Regions from separate parts of the Homo sapiens genome. Here region 2 is linked to region 1. Evidence: chromatin loops called from intact Hi-C (ENCODE). Cell type or tissue: heart right ventricle. All regions are shown on one strand.

The links. A loop is a pair of places that touch in the nucleus more often than their neighbours do. Peaks named below come from ENCODE experiments on the same cell type or tissue, not always from the same donor. Only the 100,000 strongest peaks of a DNase experiment are listed, where the experiment ranks them.
Region 2: a loop joins it to region 1, with 3 times the contacts of the local background. A loop is called at or near these places in 35 of 110 quality-filtered maps.

What each region holds. Positions count from the first base shown.
Region 1 is chr2:204,687,484-204,695,483 of GRCh38, forward strand. The region is part of intron 2 of PARD3B (par-3 family cell polarity regulator beta); the gene reads left to right. Among named protein-coding and RNA genes, the nearest start is that of PARD3B, 150 kb to the left of the region's middle. In heart right ventricle, a CTCF peak has its summit at 4,636 (motif pointing left); a DNase peak (open chromatin) is centred at 4,598; H3K27ac peaks cover 435 bases.
Region 2 is chr2:205,671,266-205,679,265 of GRCh38, forward strand. No RefSeq gene overlaps it. Among named protein-coding and RNA genes, the nearest start is that of NRP2, 7.2 kb to the right of the region's middle. RefSeq lists an enhancer at 7,150-8,000. In heart right ventricle, a CTCF peak has its summit at 4,849 (motif pointing left); no DNase peak of the experiment used is centred here; H3K27me3 peaks cover 426 bases.

The sequences.
Region 1 (8,000 bases):
TTAGTAGTATCTGGTATAATATCTTACACAAACTTGATTCCCAAAAATACTTACTGAATTAATGAGTGAAAAAGACAGCTTTACTTTCTACACTTGACTCTTGCTGTATGTAATTTTGATATATACTTCCTGTTTATTTAGTTGGTCTCAGGGTAAATAAAAGGGTAACTAATGTATTATTAACCTTCAGAACCCTGAAGAAGGGTTTTTAGTTCTTTCACCCTGTTTCACTTTCTGCTTCTTCCCTAGGGATCATCTTCTTCCTTTGAAATAATCCAGATATTTTAATTGTTTATTAATGTAGAAGGCAGTTCCTGTCTTAAATTTCACTGATGTCCAGAACATTAAAATGAAGGGCCAAAAAATGGCAAGTTTAGGAAGGACGAGAAGAAAATGTCTTACCCCAGCTTCATCCAATACCTCATTACTAGAAGGATAAGTCCATGAACAGTGCCCAGGGAGATAATTTGTCCCATAGAGCTCTCACATTTAGAGCATTCTTTTAAACTATCTCAGCAATGCAGTTTATAACCATAATCCACTTACTACACACAGAAACAGCTTTATTATATGTAATCTCTGTTTTAATGGGACTCTACCACCATTACTAAATAAGGTAAAAAAGTGAGATAATCAGTTAAAATCCTAGCTGAGGATTAGTACTGCTTGGGTTCGGCTTTAACAATTCTGTTAATGTACTTCAATATTTCTACATGATGCCTAATTGGTATTGTTCTGCAGAGTTTATGACAATTTATACTTTTGATGTTGCTAGAAAAAATTGTGTTGCCATTTCTTCTTCTTAAAAAATACGTAAGTGGCACGGTGGCTCATGCCTGTAATCCTAGCACTTTGGGAGGCTAAGGTGGGTGGATCACGAGGTCAGGAGATCAGGATCATCCTGGCTAACACAGTGAAACCCCATCTCTACTAAAAATACAAAAAAATTACACAGGAGTGGTGGCATGCACCTGTAATCCCAGCTACTCAGGAGGCTGAGGCACGAGAATCAATTCAACCCAGGAGGCAGAGGTTGCAGTGAGCCAAGATCACACCAGTGCAGGCCAGCCTGGGTGACAGAGCAAGACTCCATCTAAAAAAAAAAAAAAAAAAAGGTGAAAAAAAGAATTTCTTATTTTTCTGACAACCTTGGTAATCTTAAGATTTCTTTATAGTCCATATGTCTATTGTGGAAAGAAGGCCCTGCCAAATTTCATTTTACCTTACTTTTTGGCAGTTTAGATTAAGAAGTAACTATAAGTGATGCTTTGTGGATGCTTAATGACATATCAGTCTCACTCAGGATCCTTTGAGGCGGTATTGAGCTTAGACAAAATAACAGTTCACCTGTTTGCAAATTGGCTACCTAATAATCTTTGGCATTTAAAATGTGGATAGAGAACAAGTCCAAAGAGGCACGGATAGATGCACATAATCATTGTGCTAACCCCAAAATATCTCACCTCCTAGGAAAGACTCTCACTCCAGGTGAGAAGTGGCATTAAGGAACTGTTGGTCTATTGCAGCATATCAGGCAGGAAAAACAGAAACTTAGAAAGCAGGGGAGGCTGGGCCATTTAGTGTATGGTAACACCATCCCATACACTTCAGTAAAGGTAGAAACTAGAGGTTAAATGATATTGTACTTCAAATTAGAGAAGGCTCTAACAAAGTTCAGCCAGTGTTCTTAAGAAATGACTTTTAAAACTTGTGCCTAAAGTGGTTTGTCTGTGGTCTTACTTCTATTATTCCTTTGGCCAACATAGTGCTTGGCGCATACATGGTATCTGCTTGGGAGCTTTGGTTTTTTAAACTTGCTTTCCTAGTACAGCTTCCACGGGGACCAAGTCTCCACTGTGTTACACTACTTCTAGCCTATATGTGTCAAAATATTATTGGAACAGCTTTGGAATATTGCATCTTATGATAACTATTTGTATAAAATGTTGTGCTGAAACTTAATAATTATCTGGTTGTGACAGTTATTCTCAAGATTCTTCAGTTTGTCTATCAGTCTGATGATTCGAGTTCTTTGGGATAAATATCTAAGAATTGTAATTTTACACTCATGTCTCCTCTCTGGTTGCTAAAGGCTACCAACTTAGTTCACCCAATAGTAACAACCTAATCATTGATGACTAGCAATGGCCCAGAATGTCTTTGGCCCTTATTTATTCTACGTTATTTTAAAGCAATCCTGAAGACAAGAGCTAGTGTTATCCCTATTTTTAATTTCCAGAATAATCACAGAAATTGTAAGTAACTTGCCCAAGATCACACAGGTAGTAAATGGCACAATCAGACTCTGGAACCTAGAATTTAAATTTCTGTAATCTTATTTCTTTTCTTCTCTGATGTGTCAAGCAGTTTGGCGCTTGTATCTATAATTTCTATTACGAAAATTCATCAGTCATAAATTAACATGAATTTTGCTTTTACGTAGTCACCACCATTGCTAAGAAAAGGTTGGTAATAGACCAAACTGTTGAGTATAACAAAACAGTTGAGTATACAATTTATTTATAAATTAATTCAGAATTAATATGCCATACATATTTAATATATTTCAACCCTGTTTGCCTATAGCCTGCATCTAGTTTATTGTAAAGGCTTGTCAGCTCTACCTCTGTTGCTTTCTTTTGCATCCTCTTTTCTCTAGGACCCAGATTATTTGATTTAGATACAGTTTAATTTCAGTTGGACGCTTTAGACTGCACTTGAAGTCTAACCACCATATGCAATTACAAAGAAAAACAAGTTTGTATTACAGTAACTACTTTTTTGCACCAACTATAGACTGTGCTGTTTTCAGTAGGCAGAGTAATGGCGCCTCAAAAATGTCTACTCCCTAATCTCTACAACCTGTGAATATGAATGTTACATGACACAGCGTCTTTGCAGATGTGCTTAAGGATCTTAAAATGGAGAGATTATTCTGGATTATTTGGATGGACCCAATGTAGTCACAAGCATCCTTATAAATGAAAGAAGAAGGCAGGAGAGTATTAGAGAGATAAATGTGAGAAAGACACACCCAGCCAATGCCAGCTGTGAAGATGGAGAAGGTGCCACCAGCGAAGAATGTAGCTGGCCTCTGACATTGGAATCAGTAAGGGAATGGATTCTCCCCTAAAGCCTCCAGAGAGAACACAGTCCTGCTGATACCTTGATTTTAGCCCAGTGAGACTTGTTTCAGATTTCTTAACTGTCAGATAATAAATTTGTGATGTTTTAAGCCATTGCATTTGTGGTGACTTGCTACAGCAGCAATAGGACACTAATACATACACTGCCTCTTTTCCCATTTTAACTTTTAAAGTGATGTTAGTCTTCTCAAATTTCATATTGACTGGGCATTGAGATCCTGCAGGATGAGATAAATGCTTTGTACTTCAGATGGGTTCCTTGTTCTTTGCCTTCCTCCCAAAGTCCATCACAAATGATCCTCAGTTTATTGGGTGAGCCTTCACTCTTTGAGACTTGATCTTTAAATATCTAATTATGCTGTTATCGTCTATAGTGTAGAAATTATTTCAAAGTCACAGACAAACAGCCTTGTTCACTTATCAGTTTCTCGCTGCAGTATGTAAAGGCCCTAAGAAGTCTGAAGACTGATGCTTAGTAAACCACTGCAAAGCTTAATGCTTCCTTCCTTTTAAGTGAGCATGAGAGCTTCTGAGTATTAAGCTTTTTAAAATGATTATTTTCTTTGGTAATTGCCATTATTAATTTTTGGCTGGGTTGAAGAAGACAACTGCAATATAACATGAAAACATGGCAGTCTATCACATCTATTATATAAAGTCAATTACTGCCATGGTTTCATTAACTGTACAAAAGTAATACTGTATTATGTAGTAAAGTAACATGGAAAGATGCCTCTGTTCTTGACTAAATTTTGCCTATCCTAGGGGGCTAGTTTGGAGAGATGCCAGTGGTTTTCAGGGCTTCCAAGTGAATTGCCCACTGGATCACATGTGATATCTGGTATTCAAATGTTATAATTTCAGTTCAGTTTTATCTCCTATTAGTTATCAGTCCTTGGGCAAGCTTCTTCATCTCTCTGGTCTTGGTTTCCCCATTTGTAAAATGAATATAATGTTCTTACAGGGTTGGTGTAGGAAAACTAGGTAGGTAAACTATATAAAATTTTAAGTATAGTATAGCATATACTGAGAACTCAAATGCTGTTATATTAATGATACTATGGTAGTGCTATTACAGTATTTTTAATGTAGGTGTTTTGATGTTACCATTAGATGTTTTTAGGTATTTAAACATCAAATAAACTATTTTACTGTATATTTTAACTGCTTTTTAAACAAAACTGATATGAATGAAGTTATTAAATTGGTAAAATAGTTTTATAAGAAGATATTGAATATGACAGAACATTTGGATTAATATATTGTTATTATTTGCGAAATGAAAATGCCAGTATGATTAAACTGGAAATGAGAATCCTTTTATCAGAACATATTATTTGGTAACATAAGGAGCATTTGGAGATGTAACATGATTTTAAAATGGAGACTGGTTTGCGCAATGCTGCATGAACTAGTGACCTAAAGCCAGGCTCTTTATTCTTAAGCCAAATTGCTTTCTGAACACTCTGTTGCCCTCTAGTGGGTCCACAGTTACCTAGAAACCAGCTCACAGGAGCTACTTCCTGAACAGGATGAAGTATTTTGTTCTACTTTATTTGAAAATAATTTTTGCTATGTTTTTTGTTACAACTCACAGACTCAGGCATGGAGAATAAAGCCAGAGTTTGCATATATTTCCCTGTGCTTTTGTGCATCTTCTAGTAAGGGCTAAAGGAAATTCCTTGCATTTATAAAAACTCCTCTTTTAAATTTATTTTTAAATTTAGACTTCTTCCCGCCTACCTGTTTGCTGGCTGAAAGATTAATGGCTGGTGGTGATGAAGTGTGTAACTTATTCAGTCTGTAGTTGGACAATCTATGAAGTATATTGTGTTTTCTGGAGAAGGAGAATGCTAAATTAAGTTAAACAGCTTTTTTTTTTTTAAAGGTCCTGATTTATTTCATTTCTTAGCCCTCATTTTATCAGTAAGATTTCCATCGCAAGCTAAAGTACCTATTTTAAAGCCACAATTAAAAGAAAAACAAATCAGGATATGATGTGTTTTTGTTTTTCCTTCAAAAAGTCTTACTTTGGTTCATGGGAGTTGATGTTATAAAAGCACAAAAGCACATAGAAGAAGTTTGGAGAAGGTTTCAGAAATAAATGCAGAAGCTCCTGAAGAACAAATGAATTACCTTGGTCATGAAATTTTAGCTCAGAATTTTCAAGATTACTCTCCGCTTATAGAATTACAAAATTGTAGAATCATGGATCCAAACAAGACCTCAACAGTCATGTGGATTAAACTCATCATCTTTCAAAAGAGGAAATATCCTACCCAGGAAGAGGTTATAGAACACGATGTCTGTAGCTGATTTAGTTCCTGAGTCCATTTCTGCATTTCCTCCCTAGGATGCTGATAACATCTCATGCAGATCAAAACTACTCAGTTTGAAGTTGGCTTCCTCCATTGACATCCTTGTTTTTGTTGGTTAGTTTCAAGTTGGCTTCTTCCATTGACATCCTTGTTTTTGTTGGTTAGGAGCACCTTCTCCTAGTCTCCCAGACTTGAACTTGCAGTTATTTTAAAAATTTAGTTATTTAATAAAGCCAATTTATTCTTTCCTTTATCCTTTCCCATATGTTTGTTTTTGTCTTTGAATTTCCACAGCTACCAAATTTATATCCATAATATTTCAGGCCAAGGTTACTGTAATTGACAAGAAATTGGTCGTCTTGTTTTTAGTCTCTTCCTTACCTGTCAGCTGTTTTTGTGCCTCGTATGTAGGCAGAATGGTTAAGATCTTGGATTCTGGACAAAAAAGTCAGTTCATTTCTTGGCCCTGTTATTTGTCTAGTTTTGTCCAAGTTGCTAAACCTCTTTGTGCCTTAGTTTCATCATGGATAAGTGGAACTAAAAATAGTACTAATTATGTAAGTTAACACGAAGTGTTCAGGAGAGCACCTGGCCTGTAGTAAGTCATCAATTGTTATTGTAATTAACACACTATTAATAATGTAAATTACATTATTTAAAAAGTATTGCTTAAATCATATTGTTCCTTTTAGTGTATACTGCATCAAGTCCAAACTTTGTAGCCATTTAGAGGCCTCACAATGCCTCCAAACTTTCTCTAAACCCACTTCAACCGCAGTGGTGGCGAAACTACTGTACGATTTATTATGTATCATGGACTTTCTAGCTCCAAAGCTTTTTTTCTTAATGTTCCGGTTGTCTGCTATATCCTTGTCCCTATTTCCTGCCCATCGAAGATTCAGTTTATGTTGTATTTTGTATTATTCAATATTAGCTCCATGAGGAGGGGGTCTTTGCTTTATTCACTGCTGTATTCCCAGTGCCTGCAGCAGTGCCTGGCATTTCCTAGCTGTTCAAATAATTACAGTCAATGAATGAACGTATGCTTTGAGGTTTTGAATAAGCCATTCAACCACTTGTAACTCCAGTTTTTCCATTGGTAAAATGAGAGTGATAAATGATATCGTTCACATCGTATTATTGGGAAGGTTGAAAAAGTGTGCAGGAAAATACAATGGAAATTACAAAGCACTATATACGTGTAAAAAATGTATCTATTCCTGCTGTTCAGTTCTTATGAATTTTTCAAGATCAAGGTGAAATTGTATTTTATCCCAGTCAACATTTGTAAATCATCTCAATCTAAAGTAAATCCTCTGTGCTCTGAAATTTTATAGAAACGATTAAGTGGTCTTTTTTTCTTTTTCAAATGTTATTGGCTAGTAACATTTACCACTTACCATCTCGAAGTTCTTAAGAATTTTATTGTTTAACTTTTTAAGTCTTGGTTTGTCTGTCCAGGTGTCTTGTGTGCTGTTTTAGGACTGGGATGATTGTTTAAAATATTTTTTAGCCCATAGACTTCTTACCTGTAGTTCAGTGTTTCATAAACATGTTTAATTTTAGTTAGTGATAGAGTGGGAACTAGAATTGAAGATTTCTAATTGACTACCTTTTTCTTCCACCAAACTACGTTGTCTCTTTGAAATATTTTATTAGGAGACAGTTTGTGGGCATGTTTCAACCTCAGAGAAGAATTTTGGAATCAATGCCTTTGTGACCTTACTATAGCTAAGGCAAATAGTGTCAAGAGATAGTAACTTAAACTACAGTAATCTTGATGATGGCCATGTCAGATATGTGCCTTCCGCAATTTAGTTGGTTGACAACTATAGTGTGTATGGGTGTATGTGTGTATGTACGTATGATGAGAGAATCTGTGCACAGATGTATGTATGTGGAGGAGTGTGTACACTTGCCCTGAATTTGTTTGCTTGTTGTGTACAATTGTGACACACAGGTTTCATCAGAGGTTGGAATGACATGATCAAGCTCTATGGTATTATTAATTTAGCTAAGCATTTGAGTACAGTGAAGAGTAAACCATAAGAAAATGTTTGATATGTGTGTAAAATTTTAAGTTTGGTTGGAGGGAAAAACCCAATAAAATTTGAGATCACAATAATGCTTTACTTAGAGCTAAAAATGTAATTCAAAATAAGAGTCAATGAACACTTTCATCTTTACAGTATGCCTTTCACCATATGTTACATTACTGGACCCAGTTCTACCAATTTTCTCTCTCACATTAGCTTCTTTTGAAGCTATTTGTATAGGCATATCTTTGGCCTAGGGGTATGGGACCATTATTTTTTTTTAATATACATCTGTTTTTTTACTTATGTAACTTACGAATTACAATCTCATTGTAATACCTAAAATTATACCAAATGGAAGACTACTTAAGCTATAAAACATCTTCTTTTAAAAATGCAAATGCCTGTGAGTACTAGTGTCAGTCACCAGTACCTGTGTGTATTGATTCAGATCGTGCTCCACTAATACCTAGCTGAAATCAGCTTCACTAAAGCAGTAT
Region 2 (8,000 bases), 980 kb after region 1:
CAGTATTTCTGATGGAATCGCCCTGGTGAGGATTTTTTAAATAGTAGCAGAGGAGGCTTTGATTTCTTCCCATGACAATGTTGCAAATGAGCCTAAATACAGCTTTGCATTTGTTTAACTGAAAGCTGCCATTTCTCAGTGTCAGTTGGGCGTTGTATCTCAGAATGACAAGTGCTGTTAACTTCAGCTACCAAAAAAAAATTACCAATCTTAGCATATCTTCACCAGAGTATAATTGTTAAAATGATTCTATGAGAGATTCTGCAAGAAAAAAAATGTACAAAAATCGGAATTACTTGGGGAAATGGATGGGATGGATTTGCATTTGATATGACTTACAGTTGGCAAGGTGAAGAAAAGCATAAATACATTGAATTTCCCTGACCTGGGCAAATTCATCACTAATAACAGGAGTAATAATAACGACAATACAAATAAAGACCATAGAATGATACAAAGGCCTTTCAAAGATTTTTACACGTTTTTGTCTAAATAATAGTTTCAGAACCAATTTCAAGCAAATATACTTAATTCCATGTCAAACTAAACTTACAGGGTTGATCAGTTCTGGAGCCCTTAGTCATGTTAAAAATTTGGGCTCCCTTCAAATAGTGCCTTTTTTAGATTATTTACATTTTGATTCACAAAAATGTGATTTTCTATGTCATATCTCAAAAGTACAGTTTTGCATAAGCCAAGGTGCCCCTTAATGGAAACATGACTGTGTTATTGGTGCCTTCTGGATGAGCAGTTGCCTTTCATCTAGGGTGCCGGTTTACTGATGCTGCTTCTTCGTATACATGTGTCTGCCCCATTGGGGAAGGTGGGAGGGAATGGATTTAGAAGATTGGGTATAGCGCTGCTAAACTCTAAGTCAATTTGCCTGACCATGTGTTTTCAGGCAATTAAGGAAATACACTTGAAAGTTAACTCATAGGAATGTGCATTGGGCACTGAGCACGGTCCATTTACTCATTTCTTTCTTAAGGATGATGTATCATTGATTCCTCAGTGGGATCTCCTTGGTCTGGTTCTCCCATCCCAATGGATGTCAACAAGGCTTCCTGGAAAGGAAGGATGGAAGACTTGGGTCATCTATTCTCTAATCAAATGTATAATTAAAAAAATAATTTTGAGACTGAGAAGCCTACTACTTAAGCCGTAACTAAGGAACAAGTCTGCATTAAAGTAAAATTACTGGCATGCTAAAAAAAGGTGGCTTAAGAAATTAAAACTCGCAAGGTCAGGGGAATTTTTAGGGAGGCAGAATTATCTGGGTCCTCAAGGAAAAGAAATAGAAAAATTTCTGCACTAATTCTTTTATTTCTTTAAACAGTCTAGAGGTTTATTGAATTACAGTTATAAGTAAGAAAAAAGCAGTTTGCCTTTCTTGGGGAAGAATATTTTAAGCTCTTATTTTTTTTCTTTTAATATTAACAGAGTTTCTGAGAATTCTAAGGAAAGGCTTTTCCTAGTATCACAAAAAGAAAGGGCAATAAAGTTTTGAATTTGGTTTATATGGCTGGCATTTAGGAAGATATAGTAAATTATTCTGATGCATTGACTGGTAAGTTTTTTGGTGATTCGTATCAGGTTGCTGTATTTATTTTAAGACCTAGTGTATAAATCTCATTTCCATTAATTCAAAAAACATTTATCAAGCACCAATCATGTACCTGAAACTGAGTTAAACACGGCAATTCTCTGATGAGAGCAATACTACCATTTATTTAATGATAAGTAAAATCAAATAAAAACTATGCTACATTAGGCCCTTGCTATAAAAATTTAATAGAATCAGAGTTGGAAAGCTTAAAAATATTTTAGAGGTCATCTAATCTATGACAACTCATACACACAAAAGTATATTTTACATGGGACCCAGAACAGTTGTGTATGTTTATATGTATATTTTACATATATATATCCTTTTATATACATATTATATATGTATGGATATATATATGTATGTACAAACCAGTTTCATGAAACAATACATACTCTTATTCTGATTTATTACATTAAAAATGCTGATCACAATTCTCTAAATTGGTTTTATAACCCATTAACGAATGGCAGTCTGAACTCTGAAAAACACTAATGTGACACAACAGCATGACCCCTTATCTTAAAGATGAGATTGAGCCTGAGCCAGGTTACTTGCTTACATTAGAGCCTTGGTTAGTGGAAGGGCTAAACCAGATTTCCTGACTGCTGGTTTCCTGGTCTATCACATTATCTTATTTTCTTCTTAGAACTCATTATCACCATCTGAAATGATCCTGCTCATTGCTGTCCTGAGTGTTATCTGTCTCTCCCTTAAGGAAGTGAAGCTCCTGAGAACAGCCACCTTCACAGATGTACTGGCTGTTATTCCACTCATGCAGAGCTTGGCATATAGCATATGTTCCATACATTTTTTTTTTTTTAACAAGGAGGGCTGTAGATTCGACCCTGCTTTCTATCAAGTGTAGATTCGATTGAATAGTTTGGTAGGGTCATTGCTGTGGAATAACAACCTGCCTTTTATGAGGGAGGAAAAAGAAGATGAAACGATGTAGCCAAGGCGCACACAGCATCAACACAAAAGCCAGAACCGGAGTCTAGGTCTCTTGACCCCTGTTGAGGGCCATGAGTTCCCTATGATATGTTGTCTTATATTTTTAGTCTAATAATATTATTAAGTTGACTTGCCCCAGAATACTCCTCTCCCCTAAAGTGTAACTCTTTCATTTTCTTTTTTCTTTTTTTTTTTTTTTGAGATAGAGTCTTGCTGTGTCACCCAGGCTGGAGTACAGTGGCACGATCTCGGCTTACTGCAACCTCCGCCTCCTGGGTTCAAGTGATTCTCCTGTCTCAGCCTCCTCAGTAGCTGGGATTACAGGCACCTGCCACCACGCCTGGCTAATTTTTGTATTTTTAGTAGAGTTGGGGTTTCGCCATCTTGACCAGGCTGGTCTCAAACTCCTGACCTCAAGTGATCTGCCACCTCAGCCTCCCAAAGTGCTGGGATTACAGGCATGAGCCATGGCGCCTAGCCAACTCTTCCATTTTCTAAGGAGTAAGGGAGCTCAGTGTTGGAGAAGCCACACTATTTATGAGAATACTGTCAGTCAAATACAGCAAGAGGAACACATACTTCCAGGTGTGTTGAAAGGTCAAAAATTACATTTATTCCTTCTAAGTTATAATCAAATGAAATGAGAAATCAAATGGGAAATGTTTTCACATCCTAGATCCTTGCCAAATTCTAGCAAAGAAACACAAAGTCAAGTAAATATGTAATTTAACTTTAGGGTACTTTTTAAAGGGAAGCAAATTGCTTCTGGTCAGAGATTTTTGTTTGGACAAGTTTCCAGTATGAATTTTAAAACAGTTTAGAAACTCAACTCTGGGAATCCATGTCACAGAAAAAGGGAATGAGAGAGAGAGAGGTGGGATTAGAGACAGCTTCTCACTTTAAGCTACAGGAGAAACCTCACATTCTGGAAAATGACCACTGTTCAAAATAGGTCAAATTGCAATTTACCGTAATTCATCAAAACTCTAATGGCCACTGGAGAAAGCCCCAGTTTGATCTGGCCCAGGACTTAAGGGTTCCTTAGGGCAGGTGCACCCCAGGCTTTTTCTTTATAACCCCAGCATACCCAAAGTAGACTCTACCCATCTTGGATCTTCAGTAAATATATGAGTCTAACAAATGTGACCAAGAGCTGGTGCCTTTGATCCTAAAATAAAAGTTTTCACTGAATTTTGATGAGTAGCATTGGGCATAGAGTTTGGGGCAGCTTGGGGAGTATTCTACCTTCTGAATCAGATTCAGCAAATAATAAATGGAGGCATATGGTCCATGCTTTATCTGGTGACTCTAGACCAGAGTTTCCTAAAATTGTTGTCACTTTTTTAAAGGTGGGGAGGGAAAGTTTGGATTAGAAAGAGAGAAGAGGTTACTAGCTGAAAGTGATCATATTTATTGTGCTCTAGAAACGATTTCCCATTTAATATTATTCCAGCATAAATGTTGCCCCTGCATTCCATCCACAATGCAAAACATCAGGGAACAAGCTCCCATGAGAGCTTGTTTCTGCTTAATGTACCCTGGGGGAAAGCCTAGAAAACATTAAAGCAGTAGCTAGGCGCTTTAATGAAGTTAGCCTGCTGAAACCAGGGGAGGTATGCCCGAAGTACACCTGAAAGCACTTTGATTATCGCATCGGCTTCAAAAGAAGCCCCTTCCTTCGTTTTTTAGCTCTGCTGCCCTGAGAAATAGAATTACACCTTTATATTCAGGTTAATTTTGCTGTCTTGCTGAGGCCTGAAAGCATTTCTAAGCACTCTGAAGATGTAAGGGAAGCGGGCTGTTCCTCTCCATCCTGCCCGCCACGTCGCAAGCCCAAATGGACAGAGGGTGCTCAGAACCCTTCAGTTTGAAGCATGTCCTAAGAATGTAAAGTCCAGCACAATAAATGCCTTCCAGTTCTGAAAAAGATAACTTCCTACTTTCTGCTAACATTGAGTCAATCGGGTTCCACAGGTTTGCTTTAAAAAAAAACAAATCAAACCAAAACAAAACAAAACCTCAGATAATCCCTGGCCTTCATAAGCTATCCCTCCCCTAACACACACGCTGCCTTTAGCTTTTTAATATCATCACCTCGCTCTCCATTTCCTTTTGTTTTATAATGCTTGTGTTTCTTTCTTTCTTCGTCTTCCTCTTTTTTCCATTTTTCTCTTTGGCTGGTCTCTCTGCTTAGCATTCCTTTCATTTCCTTTTGCATCTCTCTTCCTCTAGGATTTTAGTTCCTCGTTTCTGCTTGTTGTTTCCTTTTCTGGTCACAGCTGCCCCCTAATGGTTTTCAAGATCATTACTGCTTTGGACTAGAGGAAAGAGGGAGGCAAAGAGCTAGAGAAGGAAAGTTAGAGAGAAACATAAAATGTGTCTTTGCTTTTAACTTTGCCATATCGTCTCAATATCTCTGGAAGAATATGCAAAACCTGCATCAATGGGGAAGAAGTGAACTGGAAAACTAAGGGACAGGTGTGAAGTTTGTACAGGATACTTTTTCGTGTAATTTGAATTTTTAAAAGATGTGTACTACTTATTTTCTTTTTTATTTAATTTTGAAATAAATAAATAGTATCTGAGTCTGGAGACTGAAAAAGAGACTGCCTCTATAAATGATTTCTTGGTTGCAGCAGGAAAGCAAGCGCCATGCCAGCCCCCTCCCCATCAGTGTGCTCATCCAGATACTAAGGGTTGATTGGCAGCTCAGTAAACTATGTAGGAGTAAATATGACGGAGGAGAGTGGGAACTAATGACTATGGTGGGTGTGAATTAACCCACCCTGGAGTCTCCTCAATAGCAAAAGGTCAGCTCCCTGACTACTGCCTTTCCATCAAGACTTTCACGCTCAAATTAGCAGCTATTGCCATCATAATGTAACAATCACCTGACATGTAGATGTCTAATTAAGGCACCATAAGTCACAGGTTACAAATTTGAAAACAGCAATAGCAACAATAAAAAAATCCCTTACAAATCTGTGGGGGATTTGATAGGGTACATATGCATGTGAATGAAGGCAAGGTAATGTGCACTAGTGGGTGGAAGATTCAAGTTTCCAAGAAAATTCATCTATGAATTTAGTAAGAGAATGGGAATTTTCTCTTCAAAATATTTCTGAATGATTAAAAATTTCATATCGTAGCCCTAAAATATCCAATTGCATAACCTATAAGTGCTATGACGTTACAAATACATTCTTGGCCTTTGGTTGTGATTGCCAAGTGGAATCTGTATTTTTTATGATAGGCTAGAAAAAGCCTTGTTGAAAAATATCTCCTCAAAAAGCCCTGCCAAGATGCCTGACATACTCATTAGCACTCGCTGTTTGGGAAAAGTACCCAATGCAAATACTATGATGATGGAATATCCATTGAAGCCCCATCCATGCATTAACAGTTTAAGGATAAAAGAGCATTAATTTCAACTTGCTTAGGTTGGCCTACAGAATTCAGACTAAAGCCTGTTTTAAATCCACGAGTGAGAATGCGATCAGGAAAGAGTCATAGCCAAAACTCAAAACCAGATAAGGTTAAAAATCATTCAAGTCAACCCATCATTCTGTAGGTGAGAAAAGTGGTTCCAAATTGGTTAACAGAATTTTCAAGGACACCCAAGTAGAGACTGAAGGTCCAGCTGCCCTGTCCTCAAGGCTTCTGCTGCCCCCACCTGCTTCTCCGCGGTGGTCTCCACTGACGAGTGGAGTTGAGGCCCGAAGCTGGGAGAGCATCATAAAGACCCTGACTCCTGGTGAGTGCTCTGGGAAAGTCATCCAAGAGAGCGTAGAAAGAACATGGGATGATAGACAATAATATGAATATAAGCTAGCTCTTCTCTTCCTTAACCAAACAGACAGTGAGCATTTTCAAATGCTGCCTTGGTAATCAGAACTTCTGCTGATACTGGGGTTCCTTTCTTGGCAAACAAGTATGGTAACCACAGAGATTGATAAGGGTGTGAATTTCTATGGGTTTCTATGGGAATTATTCAGCTCTGGTCTTTTGATTCTGAGGCTGAGTTGTCCAACATGGTAGCTGGTAAGCACATGCGGCAATTTACATTTAAATGAATAAAATTAAATACAACCTACAGTTCAGTGACTCACTCACACTAGCCACATTTCCAGTGCGCAGTAGCCATGTGAACAGCACAGAGACCACCGTCCTTGCAGAAGATTTAATGGAGAGTGCTGTTTTAAGGGAGAGGGTTGACTGGGTCTTTTTGATACGCTTATTGCCTCAAAGGTAGAAAAATTAATGTAGCATAGGAAGATCAGACTCATGCTAAAGCCAGGCAGACTGGAAGAAGCAATAGGGCTTCTTTAGGTTCTTTTTCCAAGGATTCCAGGGAGGTCTGAATGAATTTTGCACATTTTGCTGCTGCTTTTTAAATTTTGTTTCATAAGGGCCCCTCCTACCAGATCCAGTGTTTGTGTCTGAGGAAGAAATGAGATATACACCCAGTATGGAGTGAAGGAGATTTCAATACTTTATGGAAATCTGTAAGGATTCCAGAAACCCACCAAATAGAATATACTAGAAATATCAATTTAGAATAGAAATGTCAAATAGAAACTACTGGGCAATATTCAAGTGTGCTGGAAAAAAAAAAAGTTGATTGTTTAAAAGGCGAGTAAGAAAAAAAAAAAAACCCTTAGTGACCAGAAACCTGGACTTTGACATCAAACAAAAGAGAGAATAATAAATTAGGACCTATTCCATTTTAACTGAAGCTTTGCTTCTGAGACAGATGTAGCTAAACCTTAACTAGGGCAGTGTGTTAAATTACAGATTAAGATGCAATTATGCCTTAGATCTTTCCTTTTCAGGGTGAGAGCTTATTGATGTTAGGGCTCCGATAAGGGGAAGCACCATGTGACACGTGATATCTATTGTGGAAGCATGAAACTTCTGGAGCTTTTAGATCCTGTGTTCCCGAGAGGCAAGACCTAAATCTCTGTCTTGCTCGCATACCTCTGGCATAGTCATGCATCCATGAACATTTCGTAAGTACAGTGGGATGAACACAGATGGAAAAGCATACCTGAAACGAACCTCTAGTAACCACCAATGGTTGAGTGGGCTGGTGATGAAAGGTCTGGCTCCAGCTCATAAACCCATCAGCCGCTACTTTGAACATGTCCCTGCAAAGCTCCTGCCTGCATGAGGCGAGGCTTTTGGTGTTTTCAAATTGGCTCTCTGCAGTTGCTGCTAAAGGTCACAGGTAAATCTGGGAATTCCACCACTGCAGCATTTTCGAGAACTTGTTCTTGGTGGTTTTTCCAAGAAACCTGAAACATCTGCCCCATATTGAAAAGTACCCAGAGAGGAAATGTGAAGGAATGCTTGTCCAGGTTTCCTTCAACGGAAGAGCATTTATGGAAGGCTGTGTGTAAATAGAACACATCAGATCAGAAGTTCCCAACTACTGGTCTGT